2 separate regions of the Homo sapiens genome follow, and region 1 is linked to region 2. Evidence: read pairs that join two places in POLR2A ChIA-PET (ENCODE). Cell type or tissue: CD4-positive, alpha-beta T cell. All regions are shown on one strand. Each heading gives the region's core, and the rest is flanking DNA. Links, peaks and the distances in the headings are about the cores only.

What was found. Peaks named below come from ENCODE experiments on the same cell type or tissue, not always from the same donor. Only the 100,000 strongest peaks of a DNase experiment are listed, where the experiment ranks them.
Region 1: POLR2A ChIA-PET joins it to region 2 with 15 read pairs; 8 of 35 experiments call an interaction of 5 or more read pairs at or near these places.

The regions. Positions count from the first base shown.
Region 1 is chr2:233,416,448-233,432,358 of GRCh38, forward strand. The region is part of intron 3 of DGKD (diacylglycerol kinase delta); the gene reads left to right. Among named protein-coding and RNA genes, the nearest start is that of DGKD, 70 kb to the left of the region's middle. RefSeq lists enhancers at 2,451-2,650, 5,741-5,890, 9,788-10,987, 10,256-10,550 and a silencer at 2,841-2,950. In CD4-positive, alpha-beta T cell, for the core only: no CTCF peak of the experiment used is centred there; DNase peaks (open chromatin) are centred at 2,414, 3,354, 5,764 and 7,024; H3K4me3 peaks cover 4,729 bases; H3K27ac peaks cover 6,440 bases.
Region 2 is chr2:233,323,181-233,336,836 of GRCh38, forward strand. SAG (S-antigen visual arrestin) reads left to right here. Exons shown (of 16, transcript NM_000541.5): 7 at 3,941-4,017; 8 at 5,298-5,433; 9 at 6,313-6,397; 10 at 8,460-8,532; 11 at 11,782-11,919. Among named protein-coding and RNA genes, the nearest start is that of SAG, 22 kb to the left of the region's middle. RefSeq lists enhancers at 3,161-4,138, 5,436-6,267, 6,298-7,079. In CD4-positive, alpha-beta T cell, for the core only: no CTCF peak of the experiment used is centred there; a DNase peak (open chromatin) is centred at 8,571; H3K4me3 peaks cover 430 bases; H3K27ac peaks cover 3,061 bases.

The sequences.
Region 1 (15,911 bases), core at 1-8,000, 89 kb after region 2:
GTTGACCTTCAGTGACCAAAAAAGTGGATGGTAGTGTCAAGGGCTTCGGGTAGCTTATGAAACTCTTTTTCCTTCTCATCTTGTTACTTTCCTCTTGATACTTACTTGTTAACTACAGTGTTACTATAGACGCCTTTGGGTATATGCAGATTTACCATTAGTTAATCCCAGAGAAAAATGGATAAATTATGACAGCGTGGTGGCTGTCAGACTTAAGAATGCCAAAGCATTCCCGTTTCTCTCCCTCCACCCCATCCCTTCCAGACTTACTACCAGGGACCTTTGGTTTGCCTTTCCTTGTCACCAGGACTCCGAGGTCTTTCAGCTCCTTGTTTCTTCTGTTCAGTAGCTGAAGGATGCAGGTACTCTGCCCTCCTGCTGTGGTTTGTTTCTCTAGCGAGAAGTCCAGCAGCCCAGCTACTGAAAGCCAAGGTCACTAACGCAGGATGCAGTCAGCCCAGGAGGAGCACAGCCCTGGACATGAAGCTTCTGGTCTTACTTCTCCCACCTTCCTGCTACGGTGTGCATTGCAGCCGCAAGCTCTGCCTTGGAATTGCTTACTGTGTCTTAGTTCCTGTGTGCATTTTTTTATTTTTTATTTTTTTGAGACAGTCTTGCTCTGTCATCCAGGCTGGAGTGCAGTTGTGCGATCACAGCTCATTGCAACCTCTGCCTCCTGGGTTCAACTGATTCTCCCTCCTCAGCCTCCTGAGTAGCTGGGACTAGAGGCACCCGCCACCACGCCTGGCTAATTTTTGTATTTTTAGTAGAGATGGGATTTCACCATGTTGGCCAGACTGGTCTTGAACTCCTGATCTCAGGTGATTTGCCCACCTCAGCCTCCCAGAGGGCTGGGATTACAGTCATGAGCCCCTGCGCCTAGCCCCCCTTGTGCATTTTTTAAAAGGTGCAGTTCTGTATTTACTGTAGTGTTTATGTGGTAAAATTTGTTCATTTAAAAACATTTAATATTGCTGTTGTTCCCTTGATGCTTGGTTACAAATTTGCATAAGTTCTCAGTGGCCTGCCCCAGCTTACCTATTCCCATGGGACTTCTTTTTACTTTTATTGTGCCCTTTTGTAGAGTATGAGGGTTTTTAGGAACTCAAAAATTGCATTATGGCAAAAATACCTGGAAGGTTTTCCTGATGCTAAGATTCTTTTTAATTCCCCTTTTAATACAAATAACATGTATCATTATAGATAATTAAGTGCAGATAACCCAAACAAACAAAAACCACTCAAAAGTCTTATCACTGAGATTCTAGATTAAACACTATTATATAGACCTGCGATTCTCAAACATGGGTAGGGATAAGGCAGTGGGGGAGGTGAGATTGGCCTGAAGAGGACATTTGGGGACTCCACACTGGTTTGTCACAGTTGTGGGTATGGAGAGCAGGGGTACGTGCTGCTGACACCTAGTTGGTAAAGTCCAGGGAAGCTGCTCAGTGTCCCCAGAGGCACAACAGTGTTGTGCGACAGCCTCACAACAAAGAATTATTTGGCTCAAAATGTCAATAGTGCTGAGGTTGAGAAACCCTGATATGGACAGATAGTTATGGGGCCTTTTTCTGTGAATATTATTAAATACACTTTAGTTTTACAAAAATTTGGATTATTTATACAGACTAGTTTATGACCTGCTTTTAAAACTTATTACTTCATGAACATCTTTCTGTGTCCATGACTATGGGCCTGTGACATACCATTGTGTGAGCATGTTGGAGCTTACTTCACCAGCCCCCTGTCTGGAGACTGAGGTGCTGCCAGCGTTTTGCTATTGAAACCACATTTGTTTGTATTTTGCCTTCTGCATGCTGGTTGACTATGGCCAGCCCATGTTGGGGCACCAGCTCTACATCTGGGGTGCCTTTCATGGGTAATAATATTCCCTTCCTGCCAGAGGCCCCCCCGCCAACCATGGCAGTCCCCAATCTCTAGTTTTCTCACAGTTGAACATAACTCAAGCTTAATGAAGTACTGTTGAAATAGTGAATAGGTAAGTAACACAATATTTCTGTCACGTTTCATTTTTAAGTAGAACTTTCACTTTTTGCTTCATTTTACTTTATGGGTTTCTAAAAAAATAAATAAATTAAAACAACCTATCTTCTGGTAGGTTACATGTGACTTTAACTTCTTGCCAAGTTGGCTTTGCTCCATACCTGGGCTTCCTGAGTTCCTGGGGAGGCAGGAGTGGGTCAGATGGAGGATGCCTTGCTCTGACTGTGCTGTGGGTGGCACCTGTCAGTTGTCATGCTGGGGACCCCCTCCTTCCCCCCAAAGCTGCTCTGAGGCTGCAGGTGAGATGCAGCCCAGGAGAGGAAGTGCATGACAGCTGTTTGGGCCCACGTTCCCTTTTAGGTTGCAGACAGGGCAGCGTGCAGAGCTGGTGGGCTGGGCGGGGTCTGACACAGTGCTGTGCGGAGCTCACCCGGACCTGGGCACTCAGGCTCTTTCTATATGGGGAACTCCAAGAGCTTGTTTGTGTGGTGGTGTCTATTTTTGTGTTTTGTGTGGTGCTCTGTGAGGAAGTCTGTTGTCTACGCACATCCCAGCTGCTTTGAATGGTCTGTCTCTGGGGGCTTCCAGGTAGGGAATTGTGTACGGGGAATCCAGGATTCGGGCAGCATCGGAACAGCAGGATGTGAGTAACAGGAAGTGACAGAAATGACCCAGGGCGCCAGATGCTTATTCTCGGCCACCTTTCCAAGCGCTGCAGCCCAGGAGCTATATTTAGCAGAGTGTTTCCGAGTGCCTCATCCTGCCCCCAGCACCGTCCCTTTGCCCCTCTTTTGGTTGGTGGCTGATTGCACGGTACTGATTTGCTGCTCCAGCGTTCCTGCTCTACTTCGTAATCTGTAGGCTCTTGCCCATTGACTTTAACACCCAGTTTTTGTTTGTGCTGGGTCACTTCAATTTTGATACACGTGGAGCAGCTGGAAACTGTTCTGAGCAGGAAGGGCAGCAGGTAAGAGCCCCAGGGGACAGTGTGCCATCATACTGGGAGGCTGTTGGGTGGTGAGTTCAAGGTCAGGGTTTGGAATTAAGCGGAAGGAATTGAGCTTCCTTGTAAGATGCTCCAGAGGGTTGCTTCTTGGCTTGTATGTCTTAGAAATGGAAGGCTGGAATTTTTAAGGTATAGGCTTTGTGGTGTGACTTTACTCATGTGCTAGAAACATTCTGTGGTTCTCACCTGGCCAGACAGAAAGCTGCAGGTGGAAGAGGCTTGTGTGTGGTGAATTCCTACAGTCTGAGCTTTGTCACGGGAAAATTTCCCTCCAGTCCCCCAAAGCAAGCACTACAGAGCCCAGATTTGTTCTGCTTTGGGTGTGGGTGGATTTTCACCTTGTCTGTCGACGGTGCAGGACCTGTCCCTGTGTGCTTTGAGGTTTCTAGGGTGTGATGTTGGTTTGTGGTTTGTGGAGGGGTGTGTGTTGGGAGGGAAGGTGTTTTTGCTGTTCTCCTCTAAAAGCTCCCTTCTGAGTGGTCCCGCCAGGACCTCCCTTTCCTCCCTTCATGAAGCATCCACCTTGTTTTCAGACACTCGAGCTATTTGGGATTCAGGAATTGACTCTGGGATGAGAAATTTGAGAGACAAATTAGGAACAGTTGTGTCTGCCATGAGACGCGTGGCAGTCGGCAGGGGCCTGGTGGGGTGTATAAAAGCCCTGGGAACCCTGCATAAAGGGGTTGGGATGGTAAAGGAGTGAATTCCAGGCTCAGGCGCTCAGGAGATTCCCCTCCCCCAGTTCCCTCAGCAGAGTCTGGCTACTGGCATGGTTTCAGGCTGACCTGTTAACCTTCCGTATGGCTAAACTACAAATATAGGGCATGGCTATATTGTGTGTGTCTCTAGTTCTGGCTTGGGCATGTTAGCATATTTTTGTGCCAAAACATTTAAAACATTCAAAAAGTAACACATGAACCCAGCTATGACTGCTTCCAGCCTGAGAAATAAACATAATAGATATAACAGAGGCACTTGGAATTCTCTTTCCTATCCTCGTTTCTTCCTGCTCCCCCTTCCCTGGGGGCATCCTAACTTTGGTGTTTGTCATTTGTTTTCATGTTTATATACTTTTTTGATAAGTGTGTGTAGGCATAAACAGTATATAGCATTGTTGAACTGGTTCTGAAATGTCGAATAAATGTTATCAGACTGGACAGCCACAGCATTACGCTTCCTGGATTTATCCCTGTGGCTACATCTAGCTTTAGTTAAATGGTTCAAGGTTTAATACAACTGATTCCTGATTCCTGGAGTTAAATCAGAATTTCTGGGGAACGAGGCATGAACCGCAGAGCTCCTGACAGGCGCGGCCTGAGTTGAGGCCCACGATGCTGGTTTTCGTGGCCTCTGTAGTGTTCCAGTACCTAAGACGTCCTGTTGTGGACGTACACTTTCCCAGATTCCCTGTGATCAGTAGTGCTGCTGTGAATATGCTTATCTTCGTCTTCTTGGCACATGGGCAAGAGTTTCTCTAGAATGTGTTTCTAAGGATAGAATTGCCAGGTGTGTGCATCTTCAGCTTGACTGGTGATCGTCAAATTACCTCCAGAACTATCAGCAGCAGTGGTCACGTATGAGTGATCTCATTTCTATAGTGTCTTTAAGTTTTTCTTTTTTAACATACCAAACTGAGGGCAAGATGAAGACCTCATGAGTGAGATAAGACATTGGACATTGCTGAGACTTTAATCGACACCGTGCCCTCAGCATGTCCACACGGACCTGCTGGCCCTGCCGCCACCCCAGCTGTAAAGCTTGCTTCCACCCACAGTGTCCCCTTCCTGGGATGGGAGCAGCACCCAGCCAGCTGCTCGGAGGTCACTGTGGACTCCTCTCTGTCTCACCCTGTCCCGTCTGCTGTCCTCAGAGCACATCCAGAGCCTGCCCACTCTCCTCACCATCATCTCGTGATGGGGTTACTGAGGAGCCTCCCAAAAGGTTTCCTGCCTTCTTTCCTGCATCTTACTGTCAGCTTTCAATAAAGCAACCAGAATGATGCTTTCAAAACTTGAGCTTGCATGGCTTCTTATTTTACGTGGAGTAAAAGCCAAAGTTCTTACACCTGCATGGCCCTCTGTGGTCCTGATGCTTGCAGGTTGGCCCCTGGCCCCCTTCCTGATGCCAGCCCCAGCCACGCACCACGCGCCTGCTTCTGCTCAGCCCTTCCCACCTCCTTCCTTGCTTCCTTCCAGTCTCTGGCTCCTTCCTCGCCTCCTCCCCGTTTTTGCTGTGGAGTCCCCTGGCCCCCAGACCTCTCTTTTCTGGTCTCCCGTTTTTCCATAGGGCTTGTCACCAGCTACTACTCTCCATGCTGTGTAATTCACTTCTTTAATAAGTCTTTAATTTACTGCCTGCATTCAAATGTAACTTCCGCAGGAGCAGGAATCTTTTCTGTTTGCTCAAGTGAAAGACTGCCTGAATTTATTTCTGAGGAAGAAAGAAAGAATTTGGAGCCCAATGATGAAGATAGCACAGGAGAGAGGAGGTGAAGTTGAGGGAGCAGTTTCTGACTTGGGAGGTTGGGGGGATGGGACAATTACTGGTCTCTGGGAGGCAGTGGCAGAAGGACCTTGAGGCCCCCTAAGTGTGTAGTAGGACCCCCGAGGGGCATGGCCAGTGGGCTGTGGGGCTGCAGAGGCAGCTTCTTTTGGGGCCTTGTCTTGGCACCATCTCGGCCACTCCCAGAGCATACATTGGTATTGCCGTAGTGGGTGCTGGGCTGGCCCGCCCCACCCAGGAAGTGCACTACTGTTTGAGGGCAGGAGCCTGCGATTCTGACATCCTCTCTTCATGGCTGAGCTCCTCAGGTTACATAGCTCCACTGATTCCTCAAGCACTGTTGTGTTTAGAAATGAAACCTTCCATTTCCAGGGCCCTGCCTTGTGCAGGCTCAAGTACCCAGGCCACGTGTCAGAGCCCATAGCAAAATGAGCAGCTCAACCGGAGGGCGTGGTCCATGACACTCCTGCGTGTGCTTGGACTCAGGCGCAGGGACAGGCGGGGCAGCTGGCATTTCTACCCACCCCTCCTGACATAGAGGACCTGGTCCTTTTCTTTGAGAATGTGTACCAAAGGTGTGTCGGCTGTGTCCACATAATATTTTCTTGGCGTCAGATGTTTCATGGGTTGCACTAACTACAAATACAGGACTTTAGATAAGATTACACTTTTAACTTGCGCTGCCCACATACGCCCTTGTCCTTAAGAAACACAGCATTGTTCTGGAGTTACTCCTTGGTTTTCCCAGTTTAAACTTAAATATTGTTGATGGTGGTTACTTATTTTTAATTAAAGCTTTTATTTTGAGATTCTTTGTACCCTTTACCCAGTTGCATGCAGTGGTAACCTCTTGCACAACTCCAGTACAATGTCACACCCAGGATACTAACCTCGTTACAGTGGAGATGGGTAGCCTCCAAGCCGCAGAGATTTTCCTTGTGCCCTTTTACAGCCTCACACATGTCCCTCTGTAACCCCTGGCAAACACTCATCTGGTCTCCATTTCTATAATTTGGTCTTTTCAAGATGTGATATAAATGGAATCTTATAGTATGTAACCTTTGGGGTTGGATTTTTCACTCAGCGTAATTCCCTGGAGCCTCATTGAGGTTGATGAGTCTTATCAGTGGTTGTTCCTTTTTATTACTGAGTAGTATTCCACGGGTGTACCACAGTTTGTTAATCATTTACCCCCTGAAGGGCATCCGAATAGTTTCCAGCTTTTGGTGATCATGAATAAAGCTGCTGTAAACATTCCTGGGTAGGTTTCGGTGCAAACATGAATCTCCATTTCTCTGGGATAAATGCTGAAGAGTGTAATTGCTGGGTCATATGCTAGTCACATGCTTGGTTTTTTAAGAAACTGCCAAACCGTTTTGCAGAGTGGCCGTAATGTTTTACATCCCACCCAACAGTAAGATCCACTTTCTCCATATTCTCTCCAGCAGGTGGTGTTGGCACTAGTTTCTGTTGTAGCCATCGTGATAGGTGCGTAGGGCTCTCTGGTTGTGGTTTCAGTGTGTTTCTCTGATGGCTAAGGATGTTGAGTATCTTCTGTGTGCTTATTTGCCGCTTGCATATCCTCTTGTGCTGTCGGGGGTGAGGACTCATTTCCAGGTGGTATAGGAGACATCCCGGCTCTCAGCTTGGCCTCCTCTGGATACTCTGTTAGGTGAGTGCTGGAGTGCCTAGCTGCGGCCTGGGAGTGGGGTGGGCATGGTTTTTTCTTGTGGCGCTGGCTGGAGTAAGGTGGGTGTTACTGCCGTTGTCAGTTTCTGTCTTGTCTGACTGCCCCCTTCCTGGATCCTTGGCCTGGAAGAGCAGGCTTTTGTTGGGGCTTTCCACCCACCCCCCCAGTATCCATCACTGTTTTCGGCTGCTGCTTCTTTAGCTCCAAGTCTAGGGTATACCAGGTAAAAAGAAAACCCAGAGGGCCACCACAGTGTCATCCCTTTGGACAAGACCCTTGTCAGGCTGCCATCTTCTCTCTACCTTTCAGGGTCTTTTTGTGTTGATTTTCTGATGCCCATGGTTTTCAGTTCTCAGTGAGAGGAGTGGGGAAAAGTACCTCCCTGTCATCTGAATTTGGACCCGTGAAAAGTGAAGAGGGGGTCCATTCAGAATGTTGTGCCTCTACCCATCCCTGCTCGCTCGTCATGACCGTTGGACCGTTGTGGTCCCCGGGCCTCACATTAATTACTCTTAGGCCCTTTTGGTTTGGCCTGTGGTTTCAGCGTGACACAGTTTGCTGGACTTTGATCTTTTTTGTCATTTAAAGTGTCATTTATGAATGAGATCCACGTCCAGATCCCTGCATGTCCAAATTCATGGTTAGAAATGGTTGGACAGGACATAGCCATTTGGGTGCTGTGATTCAGCCTGATGTCAATCAGTGAACTGCCTTTGTCATTATCCTCCAGATCTTATTTCTCCACCTTCTATTTTGAACTCTTGGGAAACCTGGTCAGAGTGGGAGGGACAACTAGTCAGATGACTTAATGAGATGTTGGTATCGTCCTTGTGCTGATCCTCCAAGCCAGTCACCCTGCCAAAACGGAAATGAAATGTGCCAGACACCGCTTGTACTGAGTGAGCTTGGGAGAGCTCGTGGTGAGTGCCAGTTGCTTCCCTGCCTCCGGCCCACTGGCCCTGGTGTGAGGCACCACCCAGATGAGGAGAGGCTGCGGGATGGAGGTCCAGGGCTCCGCCTGGAGCCCCCCTGCCTGGTGTCCTGGCCACATCAGCTCATTTGCTGTGGGACTGTGAGCAGGCCCCTCAGCCGGGTTCGTCAGGTTGTGGAGAAGCTGAATGGAGCAGATAACCTGGAAAACACGCGGTGGATTGCCGAGACCTTCTTTGTGCCTCGCCCATATTAGCCAAACTGTCCCTTGTTCTATCAGCTGCCATGTGTGTGTAAGCCAGAGTCCACCCTCTTTTCCATTTGAGAAATCACGTCTGCATGTCTCCAGTATGTCTCCTTTTTCACCATGATTTCTCAGAGATCACTCCCTGCGGTTTAATAACCCCCTGGGCTAATTCTTCCCAGGACATGGGAGGACATTTTGTCTGGCTTGGCAACTCATTTAGAGTAGCAAGGTATTTTCTCATTTCTCTTGGAAAATCATGTACTTGAATCAAGAATAGAAGCCAAAATTGTTCTTTCAAATAGAATTTTAAAGCTTTTTTTTTTAATCCTTAACATATAAACGTAAGACTTTATTTTTATTTATTTATTTATTTTTAAGATGGAGTCACACCCTGTCGCCCAGGCTGGAGTGCAGTGGCGTAATCTTGGCTCACTGCAAATTCCACCTGCCGGGTTCACGCCATTCTCCTGCCTCAGCCTCCTGAGTAGCTGGGACCACAGGCGCCCGCCACCACGCCTGGCTAATTTTTTTGTATTTTTAATAGAGACAGGGTTTCACTGTGTTAGCCAGGATGGTCTCGATCTCCTGACCTCGTGATTTGCCCGCCTCAGCCTCCCAAAGTGCTGGGATTACAGGTGTGAGCCACTGTGCCCGGCCGACTTTATTCTTTTTTAATAGCTCATTTTTGGATTGGCAACACATGCAAGTGGTACAGAAATCTTAAGGCTAAAAAGATATAAAGTGTTTCCCAGCCACTCAGAGGTCCTCTCAGTTAGAGGTGACTAATATTAGTGTTTTCTCTGTACCCATACTCTTCCTGCAATTGGCTTTTATCTATTAACAGTGTGTCTTAGAGGTTGTTCCATATAAGAACATGTAGAGTAGCTTCAGGGGTTTTAGTGGCTGCATAGTTTTCTGTTATATGAATGTACTGTCATTACTGTAGCCAGTCTCTACCAGCCTTATATTGATCACTATTTGTTTGGTTTCAAATATTTTGTCTTTATAGTGAATGCCGCCACAAATAACCTTGTATATACAGTATGTGATTTCTCATGAAGATACAGGAGAGGATAAATTTATAGAAGCATGGTTGTTGAGACACAGGTGTATATTTTCAAGTCTGACAGATTTTACCAAATGGTTTCCATAGAGGTTGTATTAATTTTTGCCCCAGTGTATGAGAATCAGTAGACCATATTATAAAACATTTGATCTCTGTGAATCTGGTAGGTTAAAAAATGGGATCTCCTAATTTTAACTTGCATTTGCCTTATAAGACAGCGTTTTTTCATAAACGTTGAAAATCCATTTCTAACACTGTTTTAACATAGTGCTGCCAGACTCTCATATTCATGCTTCATATTTCATATTCATATTCATGTTTCCACCTTTCTCTCCCTGTCTCTTGTACAGTTATTTTCTAACCAGATTTTATGCAGGAGTCTGGGCAGCTCTGCACACTTTTCTTTTGAGTTATGTGGTTATGTGTTTTTGAGAAATCCCAAGTTCTGTATCCTTTTTGACTGAGGTGCAGCATTCACATGGAGGAGTGTACTCATTACAGACGCACAGCTTGATGCATGTTCCCGACCACGGAGAACACTGCAGCCCCCGGAATCCCTCCTGTGTGCCCCTCCTGTCAAAGCAGCTGCTAGGAGAAGCTAGCATCTAATACCATAGATTAGTTATGTCTGTTTTTTTAACTTTATGTAATGCATAAGGAAATTACACAGAGTATATGTCGTCTTGTGTCAGGCTTATTTCTTTCGCTGTTGTAAGATTCATTACATTATTGCTTGTCTCCCAATGTATGAGTATACTACAGTGTATTCACTGTAGGCCTGTTTAGAGTAGTGATGCTATGAACATTCTCGTATGCTTTGATGAGGAAGGTATGCGTTTGCATTTCTGTGGGATGCGTGGGTGGAATTGCTGAGTCACAGGGTATATACAAGTTCAGCTGTTTTCTGAAGTAGTTGCACCAAATTGCACTGTCACCAGCACTTGATACTGTCTGTTACAGCTCAGCCATTGTGAGAGATGCATCACCCTGTAGCTTTAATTTGTACTTCCCTGATGACTAATCAAATTGAGCACCGGGTCATGTGCTTTATTGGCCATTTGTGAAATAGCTATTCAAGTCTTTCGTCCATTTTACTATTAGTTTGTCTGCTCTTACTGATTTTTAAGTTCTGTTACCCTCAAGAGAATTCCAGCAGGTGTGTAAAAATTCACATCTGTCTATGGCTGTTCTAGCCTGCCTCAGGATTCTGTGAGAAATGCATCCACCATTTTATCCACTCCTCCTCTGTGACATCACGTTTCTTTCTCCAGTCATCAAGCATCAAGATCTGAGGATATTTTCTCTCTCCAGTGTGTAGGTTTCCATGCAGTCACCTCTGATGCAGTTCTGCTCCTTCTCTTGGTGGGACGTCCTGCAGCCTGGCCTTTTGAATCCCTGGGATGTCATTCATTTGTCCTGTTGAGTTCAGTTTATTGCCCTGCTTTTTTTTTTTTTTTTTTTTTGAGACAGGGTCTCACTCTGTCACCCAGGCTGGAGTGCAGTGGTGCAATCTTGGCTCACTGCAACCTCCGCCTCCCAGGTTCAAGTGATCCTCCCAACTCAGCCTCCCAAGTAGCTGGGATTACAGGTACATGCCACCACGTCCAGCTATTTTTTGTATTTTTAGTTAGAGATGGAGTTTTACCATGTTGGCCAGGCTGGTCTCGAACTCCTAACCTCAAGTGATCTACCTGCCTCGGCCTCCCAAAGTGCTGAGATTATAGGCGTAAGCCACTGCGCCCAGCCTTATTGCCCTGCTTCTGATTTGCAATTATCTTTTAAGTTGATTCAGGGGTGTGAACTGTTTCTTATTTAATACATTTGCTTGAAAAATATGAGCCATCTTTTAGTCTCCAAAGACTTTTCTTTGTGAAGGCTGGATTTTGGAGATAGTTTCAGCTTTTTTACACCATTCCTTGGTTGCCAGTAGTTATGATACTGGCTGCAGTCCAGACATAGGGATGCTCTTAGTATTCCTTAGAGCATCTCCCTGCACCCTGCCACCTGCCCTGGTGGGCAGGGTGAGCAGCCAGGAAGGCATAGCCTGAGGGCCTGTATCTAGCCCCTGCTTTCTCGCCTGGGTCCTTCCTACCCATGCTGTCTCCCAAATCAAGGGATTGAATAGGAAGTGCTGCTCAGAACATCCCCCAGAATCAGCCTCCCGAAGAGACTCACCCTCCCCTACCAGAGGTTGGGCTGTGGCTGGTGTTAGGGGAACAGGAGTAGGAGGGGAGCCAGAGGAGGAGGAGGTGGGCCCTTGCCTAAGGGGTGCCTGCTGGTTGGTGTGGGGGCTGGAGCTCGCCAGGAGGGGTGTGCTGAGAAGATGGAGGCATGGCATGGAAGTGTGAGTCATGGCAAATCTCCTGTGTGCAGCTGGGGACCGACATAGAGAAGGCAGGCCCAGTTGTGTCCCCTCTGTGGGCAGCTAAGAAGGATGGATTCTGACTTATTTGGTGGGACTCTCCTGTGACATTTCTTGTGGTTTGGGAGAGTGGACCACTGATACCAGAGCAGTCTTAAGAAAGATGCTCACATGGGAAAGGGGTCTCAGCAGTGTCAAATGATGACATCAAAGCTGAGGGCTTCGACCCCAAGGTAGCACCGATAGTGACAGTGCCCAGAACATTATCAGGTTGCACCAACTGGCACCTCACAACAACAAGGCTAGGATGCGACACTGCTCTTAATAGCTCCGGTTTTCAGATGGGGCAGTGGAGGCACAGGGCGGAGAAGCACCTGCTCTAAGTTACACAGCTAGCAAGGGCTTCAGACTCAGGGAATGTGCCAGGCCCTGTGCACATTTGGTCCTGTTCAGTCCCACCACAGCCCTGCAGGTTGCTTCTAGCATCACTTTTCTTGACGAGAAGCAAAGAGGGTCTGCCCCCATTTCGCAAATTTATCAGTGGCCAGGTAGGATTCAGATCTGGGTCTCTCTCAGGCTTCTTCACAACAGAACAGGCACAAATAAGAGGTTTTTTTTTGTTGTTGTTGTTGTTGTTCTGTTTTTTCCTTAGAAGCCAAAACCCAGGTTCTCTGACATTTATCTGTTGCTCAGTGTTTATTGTCTGCAAACAACAGCACAGGTGAAGGCAATGATGCCATTGGTCACTTGTATCTTAACTCACTGTCTTTAAACCTAATGCTTTTGTCTATAATTTGCTGTCTAGTAGTGCCCAATACCCACAAAGCAATTCTAGTACACCCTCTCCTTCAGTGTGTGGGTCAGGTGGGCCCAAAGATCCATCTTCTCAAACGCTGAGGCTGAGTTCTGGAGCAAAGTTGGCACTTCAGCTCGTAAAGGCTGCCGTGGGAGTAGTAGACTCAGGACCTAAAACATCTCCTTGTTGTCTTCTATAAATATCCTGTTGCATGACTCCTAATATAATCCCCGAGTTATGCACAGTAAGGTATATTATCTTTCTCTTACTATATTTACTATGCTGACAAAAGTGTTCAAATATTAAAACTCACCCAGGGTGAACAGTTCGGGACGTGTGCTCAGACTTGATAGGTAGACAGGGACGGTGCCGATGACATGCACCCACTCGGCCTTGGCAGCTCCCAGTCTCCCATGACCGTCCCTCAGTGGCTGTCCAGAGACTCCCTGAGTCCCACTCTCAGGGCCCACTTTGTCGTCTTCATGGCTGAGTCAGTGTGGGAAATAGTTATCTGCCTGCCTCTCCACGCTGTGAGTTCTGTGAGGGGAGGAACTTTGCTCACCATGTTGTTAGAATCCCCAGTCTAGAGGAGACACCTAGCCAGCATCTGCTGAGCCGGGGGGTGTCCTCTGGAGGGAGAGGGGCTGTTTGTGGTGCTCTCAAGCTTGAACAGCAGCAGGGCAGAAGGCAGACGGCCCCTCCGGGCCTGCCTTTGCCGTCTCTCCTTCGCCCTCACTCTCTCCCAGCTCTGCTGCTTCCCACGCCCAGCCCGGCCCCAGGTGTTCTTCTCCCACCAACCCAGGATATGTGGAAGAAGAAGCGAACCATGCAGTGGCGACCCAGTTCCATTTATCCCCTCTGCGGTGAAACTTAGTCACTGGAGAATCTCCCTGTAAAGCACTTTCTATGGTTTCTGAGCCAGAAACATGGTCATTTAATAATTTAAATTGGGTATTCCTAAATTGGGTCTTCTTAATGTAAATTAAAGCTATGAGATGTGCCGAAATCTAAAAGTTAAATAACATATTTTGTTTTTGAATCCATGGGGAAGCAAGCATTTTCCTAACACTGTTGGTGAGAATGCAAAATGGTACAACCCCTGTGGGAATAATTTGGCAATAGCTAGCAAAATTACATGTGCATTTACTCTTTGTCAGGGCAATTCTACTTCTAGGAATTTACCCCAGAGATACACTGGTAAAAACAGGAAAAGATGCTTGTAAAGATAATTCACGGCAACACTATGAGAAATCGCAGAAGAATTTTAAACAGCACAAAATTCCCATCCATAGGGCGCTGGCTGAGTCCTATACAGTGGAGTACTGTGCCACTGTTGAAAGAATGAGGAAGCCCTGGATATTGCTAAGGAGTGATGGCCGGGATATGTAATTAAATGGAAAGGCAAAGGTGGAGAAAAGTGTCCATGCTACTGTTGACAAAAGGGACAATGTGATATACATGTTTGCATGTATCTTAAAAATGGAAGGAGAAACCTTACTTTCTCTCTCTCTTTTTTGGTAAAGCAGCCTATGGGAACCAAGATAGGGGAGAGATATAAAAGCTAGATTTCTAAATCTACCTTGTTTGTAGATTTGACTTTGGAACTCCATCGCTATATTATAATCATTATAAAACAAAATTAAGTAAAAGGTTATGACCCTTGAAAATTTTGATATACACTATCAATTTTTTCTCTAAAAAGTTTATACCCTGTTTACCTCCTGTCAGTACTTGAGGAGAACTCTTTTTCCCCCACATGTTTGTCAGTACTGGATAGTCATCTTTTAAAACTTTGCCAATCCCATGGGCAAAAAATAGATTGCTATTTTCATTTGCATTCTCTGATGACTAGAGTGATTAAGCAGCTTTTTACTTGCTTATTATCCATTTTGTATTTCTTCTGTGAGGAAGTCCAAGCTAGAGCAATCAAACAACAACAAAAAAAGAAATAAAGGGTATCCAAATTGGAAAGGAAGAAGTCAGATTATCCTTGTTTGCAGATGATGTGATCTTATATTTGGAAAAGCCTAAAGACCCCACCAAAAAAACTATTAAAACTGATAAATTCAGTAGAGTTGCAGGATCCAAAATCAACATGCAAAACTCAGTAGCATTTCTGTATGTACCAACAGTGCACAATCTGCAAAAGAAATCAAGAAAGTAATCCCATTTACAGTAGTTGCAAATAAAATAAAATACCTAAGAATTAACTGAAGAAGTGAGAGATTTCTACAATGAATACTACAAAACATTGATGCAAGAAATGGAAGAGAACACACAAAAAATGGAAAGATACTCCACGTTCATGGACTGGAAGAATCAACATTGTGAAAATGTTCGTATTACCCAAAGCAGTCTACAGATTCAATGCAATTCCTATTAAAATACCAATGACATTCTTCACAGAAATGGAAAAAATAATTCTAAAATTTATATGGATCCAGAATAGCCAAAAGACCCAGAATAGCCAAAATTCTCCTGATGAAAAATTGGAGGAATCACATTTTCTGACTTCACATTATACTACAGAGCTATACTAACCCAAACGGCGTGGTACTGGCATAAAAACAGACACAGAACAATGGAACAGAATAGAGAGCCCAGAAATAAATTCATACATCCACAGTGAACACATTTTTGACAAACGTACCAAGAACATATACTGAGGAAAGGACAGTCTCTTCAATAAATGGTGCTGGGAAAACTGGTTATCCATATGCAGAAGAATGAAACTAGACTCCCATTTATTGCCATATGCAAATATCAAATCAAAATGGATTAAAGACTTTAAGACCTCAAACTATGAAACTGTGAAAACACTGGGGAAACTTTCTAGGACGTTGGACTGGGCAAAGGTTTCTTGAGTAATTCCCACAAGCACAGGCAACCAAAGCAAAAAGTGGACAAATGGTTAAAGCTCCTGCATTAGCAATGCAGGAAAAAAGCAGTGAAAAAAAGCTCCTGTTTTTAACAAGTTAAAAAGTTCCTGCACAGCAAAGGAAACAGTCAACAAAGTGAGGAGACAGCCTACAGAATGGGAGAAAATATTTGCAAACTGCCAGGCGTGGTGGCTCATGCCTGTAATCCCAGCACTTTGGGAGGCCAAGGTGGGCGGATCACGAGGTCAGGAGATCGTGACCATCCTGGCTAACACGGTGAAACCTCGTCTCTATTAAAAATACAAAAAATTAGCCAGGCGTGGTTGCTCACGCCTGTAATCCCAGCACTTTGGGAGGCCAAGGTGGGCGGATCATGAGGTCAGGAGATTGTGACCCTCCTGGCTAACATGGTGAAACCTCGTCTCT
Region 2 (13,656 bases), core at 4,129-12,128:
CCTGAGTAGCTGGGACTACAGGTGTGTGCCACCATGCCCAGCTAATTTTTGTATTTTGTGTGGAGGCGGGGTTTCACCACACTGACCAGGCTGGTCTCAAACTCCTGACCACAGGTGATCTGCCTGCCTTGGCCTCCCAAAGTGCTGGGATTACAGGTGTGAGCCACTGCACTGGCTCCTTCAATAGACTTTTTTTTTTTTAGATGGAGTTTCACTCTTGTTGCCCAGGCTGGAGTGCAATGGCATGATCTCGGCTCACCACAACCTCTGCCTGACAGGTTCAAGCGATTCTTCTGCCTCAGCCTCCCGAGTAGCTGGGATTACAGGCGTGGGTCACCATGCCTGGCTAATTTTGTAATTTTAATAGAGATGGGTTTTCTCCACATTGGTCAGGCTGGTCTCGAACTCCCGACCTCAGGTGATCTGCCTGCTTTGGCCTCCCAAAGTCCTGGGATTACAGGCGTGAGCCACCGCGCTCGGCCCATTAGACTTTTAAAGATAGCTTTTTTTCATGGAAAATTTCAAACGTACCCAAAAGTAGAGAGACCAGTATAAAGATCCTCTATGAACCCATCACTCATCTTCAGCAGTTATTAACCATGAACATCCTTGTGAACAAAATCACAGAGTCCCAACCCCCATGAGTCTCACACATTAACCGAGAGCACCAGGTAAACCCAAATAACAAGGAACTACACGGCATGCCAGGTGGCCACAGATGCTGTGGAGAACAAGAGGCTTGTGAGAGACAAGGGGAGTATCTGGTGGGATGTGTGTTGAGGATGTTTAAAGCCAGTCTCTAATGAGGCAAAGGAGAAAGCCACACTCTCCCAGGGGAGAGCCTTCCAGGTAGAGGGCGCACCTCGCCTGGTGTGTTCCGGGGGCAGTGAGGAGGTTGCCTGCTGAGTGAGAGGAGCAAGGGATGAAAGGGGGAGGCCAAGTGCAGTGGCTCAGGCCTGTCATCCCAGCACTTTGGGAGGCTGAGGTGGGCGGATCAACCCAGGAGTTCAAGACTAGCCCGGGCAACGTGGCGAGACCCCATCTCTACAAAAAATACAAATATTAGCCAGGATTGGTGGCACATGCCTGTAGTACCAGCTACTTGGGAGGCTGAGGTAGGAGGATCACTTAAGCCCTGGAAGCAGAGGCTGCAGTGAGCTGTGATCATGCCACTGCACTGCGCTCTAGCCTGAGCGATAGAGTGAGACCCTGTCTCAAAAACAAACAACAAACAAAAAAAGTGGGAAGCTGAGGTTAGAGTGGAAGGGGAGGTGTGGCCAGATCATGAAGGGCCTTGTCGATGTTGTAGAGACTTGAGTTTTTGCCTGAATGAGATGGGAGCCATTGGCAGGCTGTGAATGACAGGCGCTGACTTTCCAAATGGTCACTATGGCCACAGAGTTGAGAACAGAGTTGAGATGGCCAAGCATGTGCTGTGGGGACTGAGGGTGTGTGAGAGAGGAGTGAGTCAGGTGGACGGGGCTCCAGCATGGAAGGAGGCGGTGGGGACAGGAGGAGAAGGAGGTGCCAGGACCCGTGGGTTCAGGCCCTCTAAGCCACTGGGTCTGGGATTCATGAGGAAGGGAGCTACACAGAGAGGCAGTTTCTGTAACTGGATTATGGGATGGGCAGTGATAGGTGATGACAAGGGCAGTGTTTTTGTCGCAGGGCATCTGCGACATCTGACCCGTTAGTGGTTCGTGAAATCAATGTAGTGGATCCAAAATGGAAGGGAACAGAATGGAATGGAATAGAATAGAACAGACAGGGTGCGGTGGCTCATGCCTGTAATCCCAGCACTTTGGGAGGCCGAGGCGGGCAGATCACCTGTGGTCACGAGTTTGAGACCAGCCTGGCCAACATGGCAAAACCCCGTCTCTACTAAAAATAGAAAAATTAGCCAGGCATGGTGGCGCGTGCCTGTAATCCCAGCCAATTGCTTGAACCTGGGAGGCGGAGATTGCAGTGAGCCGAGATTGTGCCACTGCATTCCAGCCTGGGCATTAGAGCAAGGCTCCATCTCAAAAAAAAAAAAAAAAAATTAGCTGGGCATGGTAGTGTGCTACTTGGGAGGCTGAGGTAGGAGAATCACTCAAACTTGGGAGGCGGAGGTTGCAGTGAACTGAAATTGTGCCACTACACTCCAGCCTGAGCAACAGAGCAAGACTCCATCTAAAAAAAAAAAAAAATAGAACAGAACAAAATGGAATGGATTGGAAAATCTCAGAGTATGTCACACATGGTGAAGCTGAATATGGTGTCAGGAGAGTTGTTGCACGTTTGTGTCTGTTTACTGGGCTGTGTTACAAATCCAACTTTCAGAACATCTCGAAGCTAGTGGTCCAGGACAATGGGGTGGGGTGTGCGCAGCCAAGATGGGGGAAGATGAGGTGATTACAGAAGAAGGGGGCACAGAACAATGGGGAATGGAATTGGTTGTGTTAGATCTTATAGTGCTCTATAAGAGAGACCCCAAATTCAGATTTTTAGGTGACCTTTCTTGATTTTTACAACACTGTATAGGCCCAACAAAGCACCACCTATTTTCTGTTCTAGGAGAGGAGCAGGTCTTAGCACAGCTGCAGGGCTTCAGGAAAGTGGGTGCGCCCTGAGCCCAGGGAGCTTGAGAGAAGTGCCTGAATGCCTGGGGGCCTGGGGGCTTGACAGCTGAGAAGCCCAGGTGGGCGAGCAGAACAGGCGTTGGTGTGGCTCAACAACGGCCGGCTGATGGCAGGGAAGGATGCATATTTATTTTCCACTTAGAGTTTAGGACTGCTATGATTCCCTGGTTGCAGAACCAATAAATCCGTGCCTCATATGTCACCATGGACAGAGCTGGCTTCCTGTAATTTTTGCCAGCTCTACTTTCCCCTCCAGGCAGTGGTGGAGGGCAGGCCGGTGCCCTCCTCTGGCTCCCCAACGCATGTGAACGTGCAGAGATGAGGGAGGTTACAAAGGGCTTGCACTGGGGGCCAGGGGCTTCACACACTGGGAATCGGGGGAAGGTCACTGGCAGATCCGTTCATTCAGCCCACACAATGCTTAAAAGTCTTTTTATTTAATTTAAAAACTAGGAGATTTCACTCCAAATTCCACGTGAAGTTTCTTTTTTAAAAATCAAGCTGGCTGGGCGCGATGGCTCACACCTATAATCCCAGCACTTTGGGAGGCCAAGGCAGGCGGATCATGAGGTCAAGAGTTTAAGACCAGCCTGGCCAACCTAGTGAAACCCCAACTCTACTAAAAATACAAAAATCAGCCGGGCATGGTGGTGCACACCTGTAATCCCAGCTACTCAGGAGGCTGAGGCAAGAGAATTGCTTGAACTCGGGAGGCGGAGGTTGTGGTGAGCCGAGATCATGCCACTTGCACTCCAGCCTGGGCAACAGAGCAAGACTCCATCTCCAAAAAAAAAAAAAAAAAATCGTGCTGCCCGCACTGGGTGCCTTGCTGCCTGGCCACATGAGGCTGCCGCTGAACAGCAGGTGACCATGGGGGTCAGGGTTTCCATACCCTATCAGGGCATTCCTGGACCCCAGCGCTGGCCCTGTGAGTGCCTGTACCTCTGGCCCCTGCTGTAGGCAGTGGAAGTCAGTAAGATGCATGGGATCACAGTTGGGGACACCTAAGTGTGCAAGGTGGCAGGAGGCAAGGATAGCCAGGATGTGAATGACTCTCCACGGCAGCAGGAGGGCTCATGGGGCAGGTGGATCCCCTCCCTCTGGGGGCTTTGGGCCCATGGCACACTCCTTGCGCTACTGTAATTGTTTCACTGTCAGTATGCTTCCAAATCCCTAAATGGTGCAACCCCGAATAGGACATGGCCAAGACAAAAAGAGATAGTGCCACATCATGTGCCCTGTGTGAGGTGTGGCCCTCTGGCCCGGCACCCAGGGAGGGAGTCGCTGATCGCTGCCTGTCTGCTCTCTCTCCCCAACAGTCCTGTGGGGTTGACTTTGAGGTCAAAGCATTCGCCACAGACAGCACCGATGCCGAAGAGGACAAAATCCCCAAGAAGTAAGAGTATGGTTGCGGAATAGGTGAGGGGTCTGCGGTGGGGGTGGAGAGAAGAGACGACCTCCACCTTGTCTCTGTGGGACAGACCTCTTCCCATAGGGCTGGCACGGCTGGGGTACCATCTGCATGTGGGATGGAGGTCAAAGGTTGATCATTTTTGGGGAAAAAAAAGAAAACAAGAAAATGACAGGGAAGTTAGCAACCTCCAGGGCTCACGTAAGCCCCGAAAAGCTCCCGGGTTTCCCCTTTGTTGAAGTTTTGTTGTTGTTGTTTGTTTGTTTGTTTGTTTGTTTTTTGTGGTAAAATGTACACAACATGAAGTTTGCCATTTTAACCACTTTTTTTTCTTTTTTTCTTTTATTTTTTGAAATGGAGCCTCGCTCTGTCCCCCAGGCTGGAGTGCAATGTGACCTCGGCTCACTGCAACCTCCGCCTCCCAGGTTCAAGCGATTCTCCTGCCTCAATCTCCCGAGTAGCTGGGATTACAGGCGTGCGCCACCACGCCTGGCTAATTTTTTTTTTTTTGTATTTTTAGTAGAGATGGGTTTCACCATGTTGGCCAGGCTGGTCTTGAACTCCTGACCTCAAGTGATCCGCCCGCCTTGGCCTCCCAAAGTGCTGGGATTACAGGCGTGAGCCACTGTGCCCGGCCCATTTTAACCACTTTTAAATGTACCATTCAGTGGCTTAAGTACATTCCGAATGTTGTGTAGCCTTCACCGCTGTCTATACCCAAAACTTTCCCATTGCCTGAGCAGGAACTCTACAACCATTGAGCCTACCGCTCCATCCTTCCCATTCTCCCACCCCCTGTGCTGTTTTTTTTTTACCTAAACAAGATTTCCGCCTGGCCCTTCGCACTGTCTCCTTGTGCCCCATGTACACATCTCTGGAGGCGCAGGATAGTGAGCTGCAGTAATGGAGCTCGCATGTATATGGCAGCTATTCCATGAGGCCCTTGACGCCCTCACACCTTAGCCTTGCTGACAGGAGGCAGAGCTGGGAATCCACGGAGCCTAAGGGGCTAAGCTTGGCCCTCGGGATGTTGCCTGGCCCCACAGCTTCCCCCACAGGGAAGGGACCAGGACCCAGACCCCCAGGCTCTTCCACCGTCAGGGCTGCCTCAGGCTCTGACCAGTGTCGTTGCCCTCTTCCCGTCCACCCTGTCTCCATGGGGAGCATTCCTGGAGAATCTCCATGTGACAGTGGGGAGAGAACAGAAGCCTCCCTAAAGCGGCCTGGGTGCCAATCCCTGGCTTGTCTGTGGCTGTTTCCCACAGGAGCTCCGTGCGATTACTGATCCGCAAAGTACAGCATGCCCCACTTGAGATGGGTCCCCAGCCCCGAGCTGAGGCGGCCTGGCAGTTCTTCATGTCTGACAAGCCCCTGCACCTTGCGGTCTCTCTCAACAAAGAGGTAACCACCTACCATCGCTACTACCCGCAGGGCAGCAGGCCTAGGGGCAGGCCCCACACCCCTCTCTTCACCAGCCCCAGCCCTTAACTACATGGGTGCCTTGCAAGGAAGCTTGTTTCTAGGATAAAGCACCAACATGCGTAAGTGACTGGCCTGTTTTCACAGCCTGGAGCTGGTCAGCATGGTCCTTAGAGGAGGACGGAACTGGCTTGCGTTCCACCCACTGGCTGTCCCGAGGGACTGGGGAAGGAAGGGGCGCTGCTTTTCACATACCTGCCCCCCAGCTGTCCTTGTCCTGTCCACCTCCATGGGCCTTGTTCACTCATGGAGCATCAATAGCTGTGGTATCCCAAATTCTTCACTTCCTGGGAAATTTAAGTTTTGCAGAAACCATGTGGGATGGCAGTGTCACCTGTGATGTCATCTCTTAGGGGTGTCATGGTGGGAAAAGGTGAGAGCTGCTGGCCAAGGCTGGCTCTGGTTCCTCTGGTCAGCAGTCAGCCATTTGTGCACTGTGTGTATACACGTGTGTGGGTGTGCCAGGGGCTGTGTTACACGGGCTCTGCTGGGTGGGATGCCAGCACTTGGCTTTCCCAGTGGTTTCCTTTCACTTCACTCATCCTGCCCCCATAACCTCCTGACCCCTGGCCTCCTCCGATGTGATGATCGGAACTCTGTTCCCCTCCCCAGCTTCCCACAGATGGGTGGAATGTGTTTCAGGCCCTTCCTTAGAAGAAATGTATTGCTATCACTTCATCTTCCTTAAATTCTGCCGCTTTTATTCCAGTGAAAGGGATTGAGATGAATCTAGAAAGCAGTAAGATTAAAGACACCGCCACATCTGTTCTCTTCTTCTGACCTATCTGCTGACTTTTCTAGATCTATTTCCATGGGGAGCCCATCCCTGTGACCGTGACTGTCACCAATAACACAGAGAAGACCGTGAAGAAGATTAAAGCATTCGGTAGGACCTTCTTCTCAGAAGTAGAGGGCATAGTCTTCTAGAATTTCTGATCCTGTTTCCTGAGAGGTCACTTCTCTGGTCTGATAAGGCCCTTCTGGGTCCTTGGAACTGGCTACTTGTCTCTGCTGTCATAGGCAGCAGGACTGCGGAGGGAGAAAGGCCTTACAAGTTATCTCATTCAACTTCCTGCCCACTTACGGCTGGTTTTTGTCTTGGAACAAAATTCCTGGCAAGTGATCTCTTTCCATGGTTATGCCTTCCTGGAGGGCCCCACAGTGCTCATTGTGGTTGACAGATGCAGCACATTGTTGTGGGTGAGGCCTAATTTGTGGACTCATGCTGTGGGCTCTGTGATCCCAGCTGGCATCCACAGCAGGGGCTCCTTGTCTACCTTCCCAGGCTTTGTGTGGCTTGAAGGAGGTCCCACATGGAAGCGCTTTGTAAATGGTGAAGTGTGACTGTCTCGGCTCAAATGGCCATCATGTCATGGCTGACCTTCCCATATCCTACAGGGGAGGTGCCTTCTGCCTGTTGTTCCCACACATTAACTAAGCTCAAAAAGCATCAAAGCACAGGGGGTCTTATATAATGGTCTTATTTGGCTCTTTCATGAGGAAGACATGATGGAATGACCTGTGAGGGTAACCTCTAAGTTCACTTTTTAACTCAAACATTCAATGACCAAGACAAAGTTAGACTTATGCATCTTGGGGTGACTGTCCCAGGGCCCAGGACTGAGGATGTGGAACTTCCAGTCCTAAAATGGGCTCTCCCGGGCAAGCCAGGGTGAGCAGTGGCCCTAGGTGTCATATACCACTTTTCCCTGTGAGTCATCACAGATGAGGGTCAGAAATCCTGATGCGTGCAGACTAAGGAATTCTAGACTTTTCCCTCCCTCCCTTCCTTCCTTCCTTCCTTCCTTCCTTCCTTCCTTCCTTCCTTCCTTCCTTCCTTCCTTCCTTCCTCCCTTTCTTTCACAGTCTCCCTCTGTCACCCAGGCTGGAGTGCAGTGGTGTGATCTCGGCTCACTGCAACCTCCAGCTCCTGGGTTCAAGCCATTCTCCTGCCTCAGCCTCCCAAGTAGCTGGGATTACAGGCGTGCACCAATTTTGCCTGGCTAATTTTGTATTTTCAGTAGAGATGGGGATTTCGCCATGTTGGCCAGGCTGGTTTCAAACCCCTGACCTCAGGTGATCCATCCGCCTCAGCCTCCCAAAGTGCTGGGATTACCGGTGTGAGCCACTGCACCCGGATAGCTGTTAACTTTTTAAAAACAAAATATTAATTGCTTTCTATAGGCTGGGCACTGTACTGCATGCCTTGCACAAATTGTTTCTTTATCCTCAAACTTTGGCTGAGTGCAGTGGTTCACGCCTGTAATCCCAGTACTTTGGGAGGCCAAGGTGGGAGGATCCCTTGAGCCCAGGAGTTCAAGACCAGCCTGGGCAATATAGGGAGACCCTGCCTTTATTTTTTAAAAAAATCCTCAAGCTTAATTTTAAAGGTGATTAAAAGTCATCTTTTTAATCATCACAACGTCCCTATGAGTTAGATGCAATTATTACCCCCATTTTACTGATGGGGAAACTGAGGCTTAGAATAGATAAATAATTCACCCCACAGTTAGTGGCTAAGCCAAGATTGGCACCCAAACAGCCTGGCTCCAGGCCCACCTTCCTATCCACCACGTTCCACCCACCAACCAGTCCTGTACTGCCTCTAGCTAGTCTCTTGGAGGACAGGAAGGACAATGTTCATGAAGTAAGATGGAGGATGTTAGAAAGGGCTGAGCAGGGGAAAGGAGGGGTCTCCCAGGAGCTGCAGCCTTAGGGGACATGGGTGGGAGTTGATACAGAGCAGGTTATGGGTGACCAGAAATGGCCTGGAGACAGGACTTCAAAACCCCAGCCTTGAAGCTGAGGGCTGAGAAAGCCTAGCCTTGGAAGTGGAGGGAAACCATCATCAGAGAGGAGAGACCAGCGTGTACCCTGGGAGGCCGCAGGGAAAGTGCACGTGTTGGGGGACCAGTGCTGACCACCGGACTCCCGTCTTCCCCTTGCAGTGGAACAGGTGGCCAATGTGGTTCTCTACTCGAGTGATTATTACGTCAAGCCCGTGGCTATGGAGGAAGCGCAGTGAGTAGCTGTTGGGGTTTCCGTTTCCTGGGCGTCTCAGCCTTCTGTGTCAAGTTTCTCGCCGTTTATTGCTGAAGAAGGAACTAGAATGTTCAGCTAGCTCGCCAGCCTTCCACTTCCTTCCTCTTTCTCCCTTCGAGGGCTGCACAGAAAGTTAGCATCTTAGCTCTGCATCTACCACACCCCTCTGTGCCCATCTTACAGGAGTTCTGAGGATTAATGCAAGCCAAAGAATGACGCAGAGGAGAGAAATAAAGACAGAAATGTCACCATGGGATCAGCTGGCTTTTTCTATTTATCCTTGGAATGAATTGTTAGGAATTTGGTACTATTTCCACCTCCCAGAAGATGGTCAAATGAACTGTCAGCCCAGGCTAGGATTCCCTATCTTTTGATCTCAAATTGAAATCTTATACCAGTGACAACTGGATTAGAATATATCTGTTCTTAGCCTGTTGTTGTGAATGACTTTTCCCCTTTGTTAGAATCAAAAACAAATGAGAATCCTGCCATGGTTCCTTTATGCTGGCCTGAGAGACCTGCCCAGCTTTGCTGTGTGCCACAAAGTCAAATAGATTCATTTAATACATGGCTTGGAGTGGGGGGCGATGATCTCCCACCTCCAGCCCCCCGAGAGGATAGCTCGACCAGGTCTTAACTCTTTGCCTTGCTGGCATGTTCTAAGCACCGTTGTATGTAAAAAATATTATCAGGGTTAGAGGAAGGTTAGGGTAGGGGAATGATGAAAGACAACTGATTCCTTAAGATAATATAAGGTAATAGATAGATTTTTTTGAGATGGAGTCTCACTCTGTTGCCCAGGCTGGAGTGCAGTGGTGAGATCTCAGCTCACTGCAACCTCCACCACCCAGGTTCGAGCCATTCTCCTGACTCAGTCTCCCAAGTAGCTGGAATTACAGGAGCCCGCCACCAAGCCCAGCTAATTTTGTATTTTTTTTTTTTTTTGAGACGGAGTTTTGCTCTTGTTGCCCAAGCAGGAGTGCAATGGCGCGATCTTGACTCACTGCAACCTTTGCCTCCTGGGTTCAAGTGATTCTCCTGCCTCAGCCTCCTGAGTAGCTGGGATTACAGGCACACGCCACCACCCCTGGCTAATTTTTTGTATTTTTATTAGAAATGGGGTTTCACCATGTTAGCCAGGCTGGTCTCGAACTCCTGACCTCAGGTGATCTGCCCACCTCGGCCTCCCAAAGTGCTGGGATTACAGGAGTGAGCCACCGTGCCTGGCTGATTTTGTATTTTTAGTAGAGACAGGGTTTCACCTGTTGGCCAGGCTGGTCTCAAACTCCTGACCTCAGGTGATCTGCTTGCCTCAGCCTCCCAAAGTGCTGAAATTACAGGCGTGAGCCACCGCACCTGGCCTATATGGGAATATTTAAAAGGCAACTTTAGGAGAAACTATTACTGTTATTCAAAACAGATTCAAACTGTAGGTCTACAAGGGAGGGAGACAGGAAAGAACCACCACTCACTGCCTCCTTTCTGCCAAGATTGGGCTCTGTTCTGCCTTTAGGGGATCCTCGCACATCCCTGTGCCCTGGAGGGGTCTTGGCCCTGGTTCACCTTTCCTCATGTGCTCAGCAACATGGGAGCAAAGGATCCTGGCTGAGTTTTCCCCTAATATGTATTCCATCACCTGGTCCTCTTTCAAAGTGTTGGGTGCATTTTGGGTCAAAGATTCCCAGGAAACTGGAAAGCATTCCAAAGTCCCCCAAAGGCTGGAGGAGCCTGGGAGCTGGACTGGACCATGCTGACAAGTCTGAAGCTAGAGGCCACTCAGAAAGCTGCAGAGCAGGAGCCATCGTCCCAGAGCCCTGTGGCTTCTGGGGCTTTAGTGGGCAGGCTTCCACGGAACCAGGACAGACCTGACTCCCAAGCTGCTCCCCACCATCCAAACCCACATCCTGAAGCTCTGGGGAGTGGCCCCAGAGCCTTGGCATAGTCCTTTGGCAAGCTCTGCACAAACACAAAAAGTCCATCCTCTGAGCCCAACCCCAAGGGCCCTCTTCCTATTCCAGCCATCTTTACAATGCTGTTTCTGCTTTTTTCAATGCTCAAATTACGCTCATTAAGAGAGGTTCCACCAGGACCCAGATGGTAGGATGTGGGCCACCTTGGGCTCTGGCAGATTTCTGTAAAGAGCTTCCTGTAGACACTGGAGGCAGGATAGGGGACAGCTGCTTTTACCTATCCAGGGAAACTTGATTAGGGAAAGGAAGTCCTTTCCCAGAGAGGCAGTTCAGACTTCCAGCTGTCTCAGGACAGCCTTAGAATGGTCCTGATGCTGGCCACACCCCACCTTGTTCTGGCTAGGCACAGGATGGAGGGTGTGCTTCCGGCACGAATGGGCTCTGCTGTCAGAGAGTGTGCAGCCACGTGACTGTGGGCACACTTCCCGTCTGGAAAATGGGGATCTTGGAGCACCTGCTTGGTATGGGGTTGATGAGGGTAAGGTGAGAGTTTTGAGGACAGGCCTTAGCACTTGGCCTGGCACACAGCATGCACGTGAGTGGAGGAGCCAACTCTCCAGCCGCAGAGGCTGCTTCATGATCCTGGCCATGCTGCCGTGTGTCTGCCTGGAGAAACACACATTGCTGTGTCCCCAGCTGGATCCCAGACCCGCCTGTTGGCACAGGGTCTCCGCCATCTGTCAGATGTTGAGAAATCTATACCCCGACTGATGATGAAGAAGATCCAGTAGAGAAAGAGCATGTGCTGCTTTGGACCCAAGCTATTCGGTCTGTGTGATCCACAAATTGTGGGTCCCTGCGTTGCCCCTCTAGACAACTTACCACACAGTCACACTGTGACCCCCTTATAGTGACAGTTTTTGGTGACAAGAGGCTTTCTGGCCTGGACTCGTTGCTGACACCAACCAGAAGGTTCTGCAGGCCACCGTGTGGTTCACAAAGTCTCAGGAGGAGGCTGTGGTCTCTGACTCTTGAGCCAGTTTGTCTCATTAACTCCATAGAACATTCTAGAAATTCAGCAATTCAGAATAGGCTGAGTTGCTTGAAGAAATATCCTCCTGTTGCTGCCAGCCCACCCTGAGATTTCACAAGCACTGTTCTGCTTCTCGTAAGTCAAGTTCCCAGGCTCTTGAACCCACCTTCCCAGGAGGTCCATCAGGGGATGTGGATCCTGGAAAATGCCTAATGTCAAATAGGGGCTCATGGGGTCCATGGCAGCTTTGATGGTTATAAATCTCCTCTGTTCTTCTTCCTCTAGAGAAAAAGTGCCACCAAACAGCACTTTGACCAAGACGCTGACGCTGCTGCCCTTGCTGGCTAACAATCGAGAAAGGAGAGGCATTGCCCTGGATGGGAAAATCAAGCACGAGGACACAAACCTTGCCTCCAGCACCATGTGAGTCCTCGAGGCTCAGGGAATAAGCCCTGGCAGGGCGGGCTGGTGCTGGTCTGCTTCCCTTCACATCACCCTGCTGGGCTCGCAGGCACGCACGTGCAGCATGGTGGTCTGGCGTGTGTAGTGTGGAGTGCATATCTACGGGCCCACACAAGGATCCCACTCTCACCCCTGGTGTGATGTGGGGGTTACACCCATGGGCCTTGGAGACAGCTGTGCGCTAACCCCAGCTCTGCTGCTGACCCTGGGAAAACACCTTGAGTTCTCTGAGAACCTCAGTTTTCCTGTTTGTAAAGTGGGGGCGGTAATAGTTCAAGTCTCATAGAGTGATTATAAGGATTCAGTGAGACAATCCATGTGAAGCGTGGGGCCTGACACACAGAGAGTGCTCCAGGAATGTCAGCTACTGTTTTTAGAAGTATCACTAGCTAGTGTGGTGCCCTAAGCATGTAAACTGAGTAATGCTCTTGGCTGTGTTCATTCATTCATTCATTCATTCGTCCATTTCCATCAGGAATTGTAAAGAACAGGAGGTCCTAATGACTTTAGATGTCCATTAAATTTAAATGAAACTAAGTACTGATCTGCTGACCCTGACTCAAAGGACGACTGGCTGAATTTGGGCAGCAGATCTAGCGAAGACTATACAGTGAAGTTCCCAAGTCAGCGTCCACTGTCCTTCCAAGCCACGCTTTTGCGCTTCCCTTCCCGGGAGCATGTCTGTGGGCTCAAGGCCCACTCACTGCCACCTCCCCATGTGATATGCTGGGGGTTCCCTCTGTGGCCCCAGTAGACCACCTCCGAGGTGATGCCAATGGCTGGGAGACTGGATTGTTTGACCCCATGACTCCGATGCTCAGTAGCTCACACTCTCTGAGACCAAGAGTGGGGAACAGTGAACAATTGGCAGAAAGCAGGTGGAAGTCAAAGGATTTTCTGAGGATAATTGGCCAAGTTACTGTGTTAGATTCTAAAGCACATTCGTGAAGCTCCGGGAGAGAGAATATCAGGGAAACTGAGAGCCTAGATCAATGTATTCAAGGGCGTAGGGATCGTAAGATGAACAATGATGGCTCACCACACTGTGGGAATGTTTCATGGTGTGTGGACTAGTTTCTAAACATGTACGACTCGGCCGGCCATGATGGCTCACACCTGTAATCCCAGTACTTTAGGAGGCTGAGGCGGGTGGATCACCTAAGGTCAGGAGTTGGAGGCCATCCTGGCCAACATGGTGAAACCCTGTCTCTACTGAAAATACAAAAATTAGCCAGGTGTGGTGGTGGGTGCCTGTAATCTCAGCTACTCGAGAGGCTGAGACAGGAGAATCGCTTGAACCCGGGAGGCGGAGGTTGTGGTGAGTCGAGATCGTGCCATTGCACTCCAGCCTGGTGACAGAGCAAGACTCCATCTCAGAAAAAAAAAAAAACCAACCAACAAAACAAAAAAATCATTTATGACTCTCCACACCTCCATGAGGAAGGTATATTTATATGCATTTTATGGGTAAGGAAATTGAGGTTGAGCCAGAATGAAAGACTTATCCAAGGTCACTGAATCAGTTAATAGCAGAGCAAAGTCCACTCCACAGCAAATCTCCCAGCCCAGGAAGATGCCAGGGGTTCTGACTTGCAGGGTGTTCTCAGGCACGTGGCAGAGCATGTTCAGTTCAGCAGCTGCTTGGCCCCATTCAGCGCAAGGTAGAGTTAATCTCAGCTGGGAGGAGTAGCTCACACC